Regions from separate parts of the Mus musculus genome. Here region 1 is linked to region 2. Evidence: chromatin contacts called from ENCODE Hi-C or POLR2A ChIA-PET data. All regions are on one chromosome and are shown on one strand. Each heading gives the region's core, a stretch centred on a gene start or an enhancer-like site at or near the end of the contact. The rest is flanking DNA. Distances are from core to core; before and after follow the strand shown. Region 1 holds the start of Nfkbil1 (nuclear factor of kappa light polypeptide gene enhancer in B cells inhibitor like 1). Region 2 holds the start of Msh5 (mutS homolog 5).

Region 1 (6,211 bases), core at 1,492-3,991, 190 kb after region 2:
ATAAACTCAGCCAGGCAGCTGCAGCCTTCCTCTCTTTAAGCTTAAAGAAAATCAACTACGCAGGCCCATCTTATTTGTGTTAGAGGATTTTGGGTTTGGTTTTGGTTTTGATCAAGGAGAGGCCAAGCTGGAGATGAGTGAGTGAGCAGGGTTGTTGATCTGTGGGCAGAAGGCCGTCCGTCTCTTAACAGACGGGCCTCTCCTCCAGTTCTAGTCTGGAAGCTGCTCTCCAGGGAATTGCTTCTGCTGTCACTGCAAAGGCAACACCTACGCTGTTTCCAGAACTGTGGGATTTGGCAAAACTGATCTAGAAGTATGCCATCTGGGGCTAGGTCAAGAGGCTGGGGGAGCAGGGGCAGGAGAGTGCAGGGTTCTGGTAGGAAACCCCTGAGTGTTAACCTCAGCGGGATAAAACTAGTCACACCATAGCCGCCATGTAGGTTAGGTGAGATCTGCTTGATGGCTTTTTTTTCCTTCACTTTTTGAGACTCTTAGGCCCTGCCCAGACTGGCCTTGAGGTGTTCCCGAGGGCTGGGATTACAGGAGTGTGTTGTGAACTTCCTGTCTTTCTAGGCGGGGAGGCTGTTTCTGGGCTGGCTATCTGCCAGTAAGTAACACAAATGAACTAGAAAGAGGCTGTCTGCACTGTGGAGCCACTACCGATGCTGACTGGAGATGTTTTGTTGACGTCTCTCTACCGTGGCTCCGGCTAGCTTGGATGTAGAGCAGACTGGCCTTGAGTTTGCAGAGCCCGGACTGCCTCCGCCTCCAGACCGCACCACCAGCTTAAGTAGGATTTTTGTTACAGAATTTTGGTGAGAATGAAGAAAACTGGTCTGGCGCCTGGTATGTGTCAAGGGACATGAGTCCATCCCTAACACACAGCAGCAGATCTCCGGCATAACACCAAGTAAAAGTTTCAAGTCCTCTGGCCGGCCCAGCTGATCATGTGACAAAGCATGGATACTTTGTAAGGTGTTTGTGGCATTATTACAAGGTTGCCATTGTTTTGATTATGCAAGGAGAGAAGCAAAATTAAGGGGGTGGGGGTGGGGTGAGTGGAGCTGGGATCTGACCTGAGCAGTCAACTGCAAGGTAAAAAACCATCAAAGAAACAAAGTAGTCACTGAGCTGAAAGCTAGGAAATGTAAAGAAAGAGTTGCGAGCTATGCGGCTGGGTGTGGGAGACACATGCCTACAACCTCAGCACTTGGGATGCAGAGGCCAGCCTGAGAGACTCGGTAAGACCCTGACTCAAAAACAAAAACAATCGGGCTGGTGAGATGGCTCAGTGGGTAAGAGCACTGACTGCCCTTCTGAAGGTCCTGAGTTCAAATCCCAGCAACCACATGGTGGCTCACAACCATCTGTCGTGAGATCTGACGCCCACTTCTGGCACGTCTGAAGTCAGCTACAGTGTACTTATTTATAATAATAAATATGGGCAGGAGAGAGTGCGGTTGCCCTAAAATTCAATTCCGAACAACCAGATGAAGACTCACAACTATCCGTACTGCTACAGTGTGTACTCATATACATAAAATAAATAAATCTTCAAACAAACAAACAATCACACCATGCTAGCACACACCCCTTAGTTGATTGGGCGATGTTAGGATAAGCTTTTCTGTTACTAGAGAGATATGGCCACATCCCAACCAGGGATCTTCAACAGTTCCCAAGGACCAAAGAACTAACTTATTTCCCAACTATTTTGTTGTATGATACAGGGTCTCTCTGTAGTCTTGGAGCTCACTGTGTAGGCTACATACTTAGAGAGATTCTCCTGCCTCTGCTTGCCCAGAGTCAAAAGACCTGCGCCACCACACCAGGCCTTTATTTCCCACGCATTCTTTCAGTTCAGATCTGGCCAGCTTCTCAAGACCAGTTCCCACGGACCCACTCACCATCAGGGCCCTGGCGGGCAGCAGCGTGCAGCGCCGTGTCGCCATGGCGGTCCTGGTGGGCAGGGTCAGCGCCGAGACGCAGCAGCAGGCACAGGGCAGGGGCATCGTGGCGGGCGCAGGCCCTGTGGAGAGGCGGGGGCTGCCCAGCGTCCACATCAAGCCCGGGATGTCGCTGGAGGAGAGCCTGGGCTCGCACCAGCCGTCCTGCAGACAAGTACCGCCGGAAGCGTCGCTCTCGGCGGTGCCGGCGGGAAGCGGAGGCCATGGAACAACTCTGGGGCTGAGGAAGAAGTGGGAAATGGCAGCGGTGAGGTCCCAGCTCCGCTCTTCCCCGTTTCTCCCTTTACCTCCTATTTCCTCCCCCTTGCATCTCCAGCAAGAGATAAGGCCTATTCTAAACTCTCATCCCTTAGCAGATGGCAAGTTTGGGGCGGAGGGTGGGGATGGGGTTGGAGTTGGGGGCTGGTGGGGAGGGGGGAATCACAGAGTTAATTTTTGATGTAATTTTTGAGAAAATGATACATAGTTGTTTTAAGGTTCCAGAGCCCAAGAAAAAAGTTAATTCTGAACTTTGGAGGGAAACAACAACAACAACAACAAAAATCAAGTAAGGCCAGATGGGGGCAATTTTCATTAGCCACAAATCTGGAGAAAAGTCACAAATTCAAAGAGCGATCTAGAAATGGAATATAATGTACCCGACAGACAGACGTAGAGGCTTCTTCCTCTGGGGCCTGGGGGGAGGGGTTACTCATCAGACCTGCTCCCCGCCCCCCCAAGGACCCTCAGAGACGGAGGCCGGAGGCCTGGGCTTAAGACGCTCGGAGAAGGGAGGTGGGGAGGGAGGAGGCGCGCCAGGATGCAGGAAATGGCGCAAGCACACGCGCAAGTTTCGGGCGGAAATGAACTGTGTGTTCCATCCCGGAAATCGTACCGAACGCTCGGACTGGGTGACTTGTGATTAGGTCTCCGGAGGGGAAATAAGACAATTTGCGACATAGGGTCCTCCTGCAAGCGGAAGATGAGAGGCGAGCTTTCGAAGGGAGGCAGAGGCAGAGGCAGGCCTGGTCTATAGGGCGAGCTGCAGCGACAGCCAGGACTACAGAGAGAATCCCTGTCTCGAAACACACACACACAATCTCACACACACACACATAATCACACACACACCACACAACCACAATGAGGCCAAGTATATGGGTAGATCAAAAAAGAAAAACACATGGTTAGACACTAACAAGGCAAACGTAGGACAGAGCAGGGAGATGTGTGCAGACGTTCAGATTTGGGGGGAAAGTCTGAAGAGAAGATGGAGGCTGAAAAGAGGGGGTAAGGGCGGAGGGAGGCGTGGAGACACAGTTGGGAGTGTAAGTGAAACCCAGCGTACTGTGTCCAAGCGCATCCTTACCTTCCCACACCATTCTCATCGCCTTTGTGTCTCCTTCGAGACCACCAACCAAGATCTCCTCACACCCAAACACTCTGCCCTCCGCTTCCCCCAGACCCATCTCTGTGGACCCTGGTGACACGGAGAGGCCCTGCACCTGCTGCAGTAGTCAGCACAGGGCTGGTCTCTGCTGCCCTCGGGCGGCCGTTTCGGGTACTACCTCAGTGAGGTTCGAGAGGAGGACCAGTCATCAGTGTGAGGATGACAGACACCCACCCGGTGCAGGAGACTGAGTGAAAACGGGAGCGCTAAGACCCAGTGGGAGTGGAGGACCGCATCAAGGGCCCGGAGGAGTAGGCGCTGGAGGGTGGGAGCCGTCTGGTACCTCGGTCGCCTTCGGAACAGCATCCTCTCTAGTGATAAAAATGGCCAGTCAGACCCAGGGTATCCAGCAGCTCCTCCAGGCTGAGAAGCGGGCAGCGGAGAAGGTGGCCGATGCCAGGAAGAGTGAGCCCCCCTTTCCTCTCTTAGGAATATGGAAGGAGAATTTAGGAATAGGGGATAGCGGGCATTTGAGTCCTTAGGAAAAAAAAGCCCAAGGACAATGAGGACAGATGGGGGACTGAGGCTATTAGGGTAGAAGAAACGGGTGGGTTTTACAGTCTAGCATTTGGTTGGTTGACAGGAAACTGGATAACTTTCTAGAGGGCACTGATCCCACTAACGCACCTGGTTGTGTGTGTGTGTGTGTGTACACTCACTGTCCTTCTGCCTCTAGGGAAGGCCCGGCGACTGAAGCAGGCGAAGGAGGAGGCTCAAATGGAGGTGGAGCAATACCGCAGGGAGCGGGAACAGGAGTTTCAGAGCAAGCAGCAGGCGGTGAGTTGAGGGGGACAGGGATGGCCCCACCCAGGTGCAAATCGGTGGGTGCCTCTTGCCAGGTGTATACAGGTGACTAAGAAATTAGGGTGTCTGAGAGCTGAAGAGGCCCTGACAAGGACCACACATTGGTAAAGCTTTGACGGGATCTGTAAGGTCTGAGGGTTTTAAAGGGTACATGAGACTTGTGGGGCAGCCTTCACAGTCTGTATGGTGGGGACAGTTTTATGGTCAGTCTCAGAAGTAAGGATTGTGCCCACCTGCTTGGTATCTACATGTTTTTGTGGGGTGGGAATAGTTTCGAAAAGGCTTCCCAGGCCTTCCTCTGAACCTTTCCTCCTACATGCTGGGACCCTCCTTTCTCTGTGTCTGCTTTTTTCTTTCTCTCCTCCGCCCCCATCCCCCAGGCCATGGGCTCTCAGGGGAACCTGTCTGCTGAAGTGGAGCAGGCCACAAGACGGCAGGTTCAGGGCATGCAGAGTTCCCAGCAGAGGAATCGGGAGCGCGTCCTGGCTCAGCTTCTCGGCATGGTCTGTGAAGTCAGGCCCCAGGTCCACCCCAACTATCGGGTTACTGTCTAGAACCATCGCTCAGGGACACATCCCTAGAGTGACTCCTTCTGTCAGCTCCGTCCACAGAGAAATATCCCAACTCAAAACCACTTGTGTCGCATGCGCAGAGCCTTGGGTTCAATCCATAATATCATCCCCCCCACCCACCAAATCGCTTCACATAATAACCTGTTGCTGGAGGGGAGGCTTCTATGTGACAGGATCCAATATTCCCCCCTGAGACTTACAAGTAGCCTGTTCAAACCCGACAAACCCGAATCTCTCTGTTCCATGACACCCACTGGAAGTTTACTAATGAATGCCCACGTCATCCCCACCGGACCCCTCTGTGAAATATATGTCCTGGTGACAGTTATGAAAGCACCCTGACTTCAGAGCAGGGGAACCTCTGTTCCTCTCCCACCCCTGGTCCTTGCTGGTTACACAACTGGGACAACTATTTAACCTGGAAGCCTCAGTGTCCTCATCTTTGTGACTGGAATGACAGCAACAACGCTCACTTTGTAAGGTGGCTGCTGTGAATTATCTGTGAGAATTCAGCATAGTTCCAGATGACGGAGTGCCTGTATCATGACCGCACTCTGCGTGCCTGCCAGAATTCTAACCCCCTCTCCTGACTTTTTTATTCCTTGTGTTCCAGCTTTGTTCAGCCACTGTGACACTAGTAACCCTCTAAAGAATTTGTTTCTCTGGCTCTCCCTTGGCACATCATGCCCCCGAACAGTTAAATGATAATGTTATTTAGCCCCTCTGTCCGAGTCCCAAATATATATCAAATCTCTTAGCACCTCTCTGTTTCTCCTGAGCTGGTCTTTCTCATGGTTGGCCCCCCTCTTTCTCTGTTTTCCCAAATCTTGCTGCTTCCGGGAGCTGAAGATATCTATGACATTCACATGCATGCATTCCTTTGTGTGCCCTCAGCACCTTGCCTCCTTGTGTAACAGCGGAGTGTCAATAAAATACTGGTGGATGAGTCAATTGTTGGTGAAAGCAGCCTCCTTTTTGCCTTGCCGTTGCTCACTTTGGTTCGCTGTCCTCAGAGTTATGCATTTATATAGTTTCCAAAACACTGCAAAGGGCTGTCCTGGAAGCTTTATGGAGAAACAAAAGGACACAGTACTGTGTCCCCTCTTGAACAGAGAGTTGCATAGATAGTTGTAAGGGAAATGTTGGCAGAGCAGCACTCTGTCTCTTTCCTGGTTTTACACTGCTCATCAGCACCAGAGACAGAGACAGACAGACAGGCAGGCAGGCAGACAGACAGACAGACAGACAGACAGACACACACACACACACACACACACACACACACACACACACGAGAGAGAGAGAGAGAGAGAGAGAGAGAGAGAGAGACAGAGAGACAGAGACTTACTATCTTACTAAGTATCTCTGACTACCCTGGAATTTGCTAGGCCAGGCTAGCTTTGAACTCACAAGAGATCCACATGCCTCTGCCTCTTGAG
Region 2 (6,233 bases), core at 194-2,693:
CCTAGAAATCGAGTCATAGCCTCATCCTGTTTGGCACTTGTGACAACAGACTGGGGGTTGATTTCATCCAGAACTTGAAGAGAGAAGGAAGGTGCCTGATGAGTCGAAGGATATCTCCACTGTGACTAAGAGGAAAGTGGTGGCTCTCTTCCTGCCACTGTCTGTTCTCCTCAAGAATTTATCATCTTAGCCAGGCATGGTGACACATGCCTTTGACCCCAGCCCTTGGGAGGCAGGGGAATCTCCATGAAATCAAAATCTGCCTGATCTACACAATAGGTTTCAGGATAAACCAGAGCCACATAGTACATAGTGAGACCCTGTCTCAAAAAAAAACCAAAACCAAACTAAAGTTATTTTATGTCTGTAAGGGATGGTCTGCACACTGGGAGCGCAGTGGAGGAGACTTAGTAAAGGCACGGTGGGAAGGAACAAGAGTGTCCTGGAAACTATCACTAAAATCATGGTTTGCCAGGGACAAAATCTGTAGCATTTCACATACAGTAGGTACCTAATAAAGTTGTGTTGAATAAGTAATTCCTAAATCAGGTGACTATAAACTACATGAGGATGTATGAGTGAACACACGTCCCACCCCAGAGGAGAGGAATGCAGGGCTCTGTCGCACCTCTCTGGAGAAGCTTTAGGCTCTCGTGGTCTGGGGCATCTGGCATGAAGTGGATAGTGGAGTCACTAGTGTCATAGTAAGCAATGCCCAGGTATCCCGAGCTCCACAGCACGCACAGATGGATCTGTCCCGCGAGGAAGGAAAGGGGATCGATATCTGAATCCCTCGGAAGGGCATGGATTGGTCATCCCTTATTATTAATCATTTAACCAAATCTCGGAGATAGGCACTCATGGGGAGTTTAGTCAACGTGAAACGGGGTCGGCTCAGCCTCTCCCAGCCCTCCCAACTCCGCGGACACCTCGGCGGGCTCCTCCTCGTCCTCTTCCTCGATACCTCCAGGCCCCGCCATTGGGGGCTGAGGGCTGGGGAAGCTGGCTGAGGGGATTCCGGATCTGGGTCCGGGTCCCGGCGGCGTCCGGCCTGGGGTCGCTCTGAAAGCCATGGGCTCGGCGACTCTGAGGACATGGGAGGGGAAGGAGGTCCAAAAGCAGCATTCAGCAGGCGGCTGGTGCGCGGGCTTTCAGGGGACAGGCGCGGGGGCTGCCCCTTTAGGTTGGGAGCAGCTCCGAGCTACTGTCCCACCCTCATTCCTGTCACTCGAAGCCGTGCTTTGGAAGCTCTGACGGAGCGCGCTGTCACGTCAAGTCTCTCCCGCCACCCACGCCCTTACAGCCGCAGCGCGCTCTCCTGACCCACCCCCACCCCCTCCCCCACCCCCACCCCACTGGAGCCGCCAATTCGCAGCACTTTCCCGCCTTTTCCGTCACCTCAGCCGCGACGATCCACCTCCCTGACCAACCGCCGCAAGCCTGCAGCCTGTAGGCGTGGGCCGCGCGCGCTCGCCCCGCCCCCTTAGTGGCTGAAAGGGTCTGCTTAGCCATCCAACGGGAAGGCGGTGAGGACGCTAGATGTCGATTGGTCCGTTTGCATTGGGGGCGGTGCTAGAGTGTTCAAAATTCCCGCCCTCTGCCGTTGCTAAGCAGCCGTGTCGCAGAGCTTTGATTGATGTTGGGCGGAGCCCGCCCTAAACTAAGGTCCCCGCCTGGAAAAAGGGTCTGGGCCACGGTGGAGAAGGCCAGAGCCCGGAGGCCGACCTTAAAGGGCCAGAGGCAGTCTTCCTCCTTCCTGAAGAGTGGAGAGAAGCAACATTAATTCAACCTGTGCCAACAGCAACAACTCCGTTAATATTTGTACCCACTAAGTTAATATTTATAAAAAACTCAGAACAGTGCCCAGCAAACAAAGTAAGCGCTACATGAGTGTTTTAAATAAATAAGTGGAAGTAAGAACTAACTCCTGTTTCAGACCTACTTTGCCTGTTTCCTGATTGCAGGAGATGATCACCAACCACAGGAGCAACACGGGGCTTGATTATTTTGGAACCCCTGAAGAGGAAGTATAAGTATCTGAAAGACACTAAATTCTGAAAGTAGACCTAATTAGAACACATACAACCATACTACAGTCCTCTCACCCCTAAGGACACAGGGTATCTCTGACTGATGATCCATCTGGATGGGAAAGAAGGAGAAGGAAGGAGTTTCTGAGGGAAAGAAAAAAAACCATACTTTACAAAACAATAAACAAACAAACAAAAACTTCAGTGCTGGCTTAGCAGGTAAAAGTACCTTCAATTTTGTACCCAGATTGTCCTCTGTCCTCCATACCTGTGCTGCTTGTACACACACACTCACACTCACACTCACACACCACATAATTTTTTAAAAACTGTCCTAGCTACACTAAACTAAGATCCTGCCTGAGGTTCAGAAATGGCATGAGGTGACCTGGCTCTGCTGATCAGCGACTGGAAAAATCATCTCCAAAGGGGAGCAGGTCTAAGGGCTGGGTTAATGGTTACTCTTGGCAAATTATTGAGCAATGGAGTTATGGAAACCTGGAAGAGGTTATTGGTGACAGCTCTGGGGAGTGGCAGAGAGGGACACACCTTCCATTCTGGGGTATGAAGAGATTAGGGACTGGTTTACCAAGAAGAGGAAGGGATCAGACCCAGGAAGAGAAGGCAGCAGAAGAAAAGAAGAGCTGGAGAAAGAAGAAGTGGGAGCTCAGAGATAAGATGGCAGTCTACATTTTTTTTTTTTTTAATGCAGTCCTGGCTTCAAATCCAGGAGCACTGCTGGGTGATCCCAGGACAGAGCAGCCTGGAAAATAAAGGCAAGATAACGCATTTGTGTGTGCGTAGCAATTCAGGCAGCCACAGTCAATAGTGATGATCAGAGCAGCTGCGGCCATAAAGACAGCCAAGAGAGGCAGCCAAACCTGTTTGAATCTAAAGTTTCTCCCAGCGATCTAACTGTGAGCAGATTGCCCGCTGGCCACTTGCTGACCAGAGGGAAAAAAGGAGGTGTCTGGGAAATAAGGCTTCATGGAAGCCATCTCTCTTATCAGTGGGAAGAGGCTCTGGTGCAGATCTCAAGGGTCAGCATAGAGGGAACATTCTTAGGACTCAGCTGGGGCTCACGCATGAGTCAGTCTACAACTGTCTGCAACGCTGTAGTTCAAAAGCCCAAACACCAAGTATATTCTGCCTTCCTGGGGAGGAGAGAGATAAGCCAGCCCCCCCCCCCGCCCCCCGCGCCCCAGGGAGGAGAAAGCTCTCAGAAGAGGAAGCACAAGAGGAAACCACTAACTAACTGCTGTTCCAGCAAACATGCATCAATTCACCTCAGCCCTCCCTGCCTCTTTCAGTTTCCAGCCCAGTCTTTCCTCTCTGTCTTTCCAAGTCCAGAATATTTTCTTCAAATATGTCTGTATATGTGTGTGTGTGTGTGTGTTAGACTGAGAAGAAAAGAAAGCTAGTCGATAGTAGAGAAATTTAGAGTGTGGAGGTTAGATATTGGCAGACATATTTTAGGTTTTTTTGTTTTTTGTTTTGTTTTTGTTTTTTGTTTTTTCGAGACAGGGTTTCTCTGTATAGCCCTGGCTGTCCTGGAACTTACTTTGTAGACCAGGCTGGCCTCGAACTCAGAAATCTGCCTGCCTCTGCCTCCTGAGTGCTGGGATTAAAGGTGTGCACCACTATGCCTGGTTTTGTTTTTGTTTTTAAAAAAGGTAGAAGTAGTAGGCAGGGCAGTGGTGGCGCATGCCTGTAATCCCAGCACCTGGGAGGCAGAGGTAGTCGGATTTCTGAATTTGAGGCCAGCCTGGTCTACAGAGTGAGTTCCAGGACAGCCTCAACCACACAGAGAAACCCTGTCACTAAAAACCAAAATACACAAACACACACACACACACACACACACACACACACACACACGAGTAGTAGAGCTCTCTTCAGTAGCACTCACACTAAAATTGGAAAGATACAGAGATTAGCATGGCCCCTGCGGAAGGATGTCACGCAAATTTGTAAGGCATTCCATATTTTTATTTGCCTGTGCTTTATCTAAAATCATTTGTATAGGTGGGTAATTAAAAGATACTGAAGTGAAAAAAAATAGGTAGTAAAGTTCTATCTTTATACTAAAGTTAGACCCTCCAGAATCAGGCCTCCCAGGGAAAGTGACACCCCCCCCCCCGTCTTATTTACTTAGATGTCCCCCAAGACTCTGCTCACACTGACCTGTCTGACCTTTCCTTTTTTTCTTCCCGTGATAGAACCAGTCGCTACCCCACCCACCCCAGGATGAGCCCAGTGCTATCCTAGAACCAGGATAAGTCTCCAAGGCAACATTCACCATTGAGAGGAGGGTAAGGGGCCCGGGTTGGGGAAAGTCTAAGCTTGGCCAGGCTTCCAGAGGACCGCCCCCTGCCGTGAAGCCTGGGCTCAGCTTCCTGTTTCCCCTGCATCAGGCCTCCTGGCCTCTGGCGGCCTGTGTCTTGGAGTGCCCTTTGCCAATCTGTAGTCCTCAGCTCACTATCTCCTTCCCGATCCCCCTCCACACACGCAGAGCACAGTCCCAGCAAACCAGAAGACTGACTGGATAACTGAAAACAAAACAAAACAAAACAAAACGCAGAACCCTTGCATCCTCAAACTCCCTTTCTGCACCTCCGTGGTCACTTCGCTAGTGTCAAGCTTCCCTGTTTGATAGTGGCCACCCTTCTCATTAACGAAGCGAGGAAACTGAGGCACGAAAATGCTGCTGTGTTTAGGAGAGGTCAGGGAATCGAGGAAGCCCCCGGACTTCCCTTCTAACACCTTATCCCTGGGATCCCGAGACCTCTGACTTCAGTCCCGGACCCACTCCCACGATCCCCGTGTCCCCTCCCCTCATGTCCCCTCCCCAGGTCCAGGGCGGGGCCGGCCGGTGAGTCAGCTGCTCCCTGAGCTAAACAGGAGGGACCGAGGTGGAGCAGCTGGGTGTGGGGTGCACTGGGCCTGTGGGGAAGCCGTGTTGGAGCGAACTAAAGGGTCTGATCGGACTTGGGTTGCGCCGAAGGGACAGCCCTGAGTCTGGAGGAGAGAATCCCGGACCGTGAGACCCGCCTTCCCTTGCCCCGGCCCCTCCCAGTTCCCCCAGCGACGGCTGCTTCCTGGTCCCCGACGCAACCATGGCTGAAGAACAACCTCAGGTCGAACTGTTCGTGAAGGTAAGAACACTTTCTCTTTCTTTGGCCACTCTCAGGATTTCTGCAAGTCAGTCCTCCCCTCTCCTGGGCTCCAGCTCAAACTCCCCAACCCCTTCCTAGTTGACCCCACTCCCAGCCCCGGTGCTGTTTTGCTGGGGGCAGGGTGGGCGGGCAGACACGACTTGTGAGACGGTAATGGGAGTGCTAGACTCGCCCTGGGAAGTTTATAGAAGAGGTTTCCAGCAGCCTAAAGGGGAGAAAGGTAAAGTTTCAGGAATGAGAGAGTGAATGGGGTTCGGTGCGGGATCCAGGGGGATCCAGACAAGAGAAGGACCGAGAAAGGGACAGTGGTGGGGTTCGAGAAGGTCAGGAGAGTTGGCTACGACGTGTGGCCCTATGAAAGAAAGAGAAAAATGAAAGATGGGGCAGAGAGAACGTGGGGAGAGAGCGAGAAAGAGGGAGGGAGAGAGGGAGAAAAAGAGGAGAGGAGAGGAGAGGAGAGGAGAGGAGAGGAGAGGAGAGGAGAGGAGAGGAGAGGAGAGGAGAGGAGAGGAGAGGAGAGGAGAGGAGAGGAGAGAGAGAGAGAGAGAGAGAGAGAGAGAGAGAGAGAGAGAGAATGAATAAGAATCTGGTAGGGTTGAAGGATGAGTGTGTCGCATGGTGGAAGGAAAGAGCCTTCACGAAGAAGCAGCACAATCAGTGGCTGAGATGACTATCCCCCAGCTGAGGCAGGAAGGAGATTAAAGTTTAGCAGTAGTTACTTATGAAGAGAGGAGAGGAGAGCTCCAAAGGGGACAGGAGACTCCTTGGGTTAGATGTAAATGCCGGGCTGATACCGGGCTGGAAGAAAAAGCCCCCTCCCCCTGAGCCCTCCCCCTTTACACTATCCTCTCTGTGGGTGTGGTCAAGGCAAGCTGGTGCTAGGCTTTTGGCTTTTGGGTTCGGAAACCGCTGGCTGCCGCGCTCCTCCTCTGCCCAGGCCTGTCCCCTCCGGCACCACCCTTCCCCATACCCCCGTGCACGTCCCTTCCTCTCCGGGCAGGTCCTCTCCCAGTGAGCACATTCGCAC

What was found. A loop is a pair of places that touch in the nucleus more often than their neighbours do. ChIA-PET counts read pairs that join two places held with the same protein, here RNA polymerase II (POLR2A).
Region 1: a map of regulatory T cell shows a loop between it and region 2 (1.9-fold over the local background). The contact joins the promoter of Nfkbil1 here to the promoter of Msh5 in region 2. A Hi-C loop is called at or near these places in 1 of 37 maps with a recorded cell type or tissue (regulatory T cell). POLR2A ChIA-PET finds 5 or more read pairs at or near these places in 4 of 5 experiments (Patski and embryonic stem cell).

What each region holds. Positions count from the first base shown.
Region 1 is chr17:35,233,045-35,239,255 of GRCm38, forward strand. It overlaps Nfkbil1 (nuclear factor of kappa light polypeptide gene enhancer in B cells inhibitor like 1), which reads right to left and starts at 2,742. Exons shown (of 4, transcript NM_010909.5): 1 at 2,606-2,742; 2 at 1,908-2,187. The coding sequence starts at 2,662. Atp6v1g2 (ATPase, H+ transporting, lysosomal V1 subunit G2) reads left to right here and starts at 3,552. Exons shown (of 3, transcript NM_023179.3): 1 at 3,552-3,801; 2 at 4,073-4,173; 3 at 4,581-5,723. The coding sequence starts at 3,720. The coding sequence ends at 4,754.
Region 2 is chr17:35,045,302-35,051,534 of GRCm38, forward strand. It overlaps Msh5 (mutS homolog 5), which reads right to left and starts at 1,444. Exons shown (of 25, transcript NM_001146215.2): 1 at 1,399-1,444; 2 at 930-1,086; 3 at 629-752; 4 at 1-73. The coding sequence starts at 1,073. It overlaps Clic1 (chloride intracellular channel 1), which reads left to right and starts at 4,942. Exons shown (of 6, transcript NM_033444.2): 1 at 4,942-5,185. The coding sequence starts at 5,147. Gm23421 (a small nuclear RNA gene) reads left to right here and starts at 3,917; the gene lies at 3,917-4,020.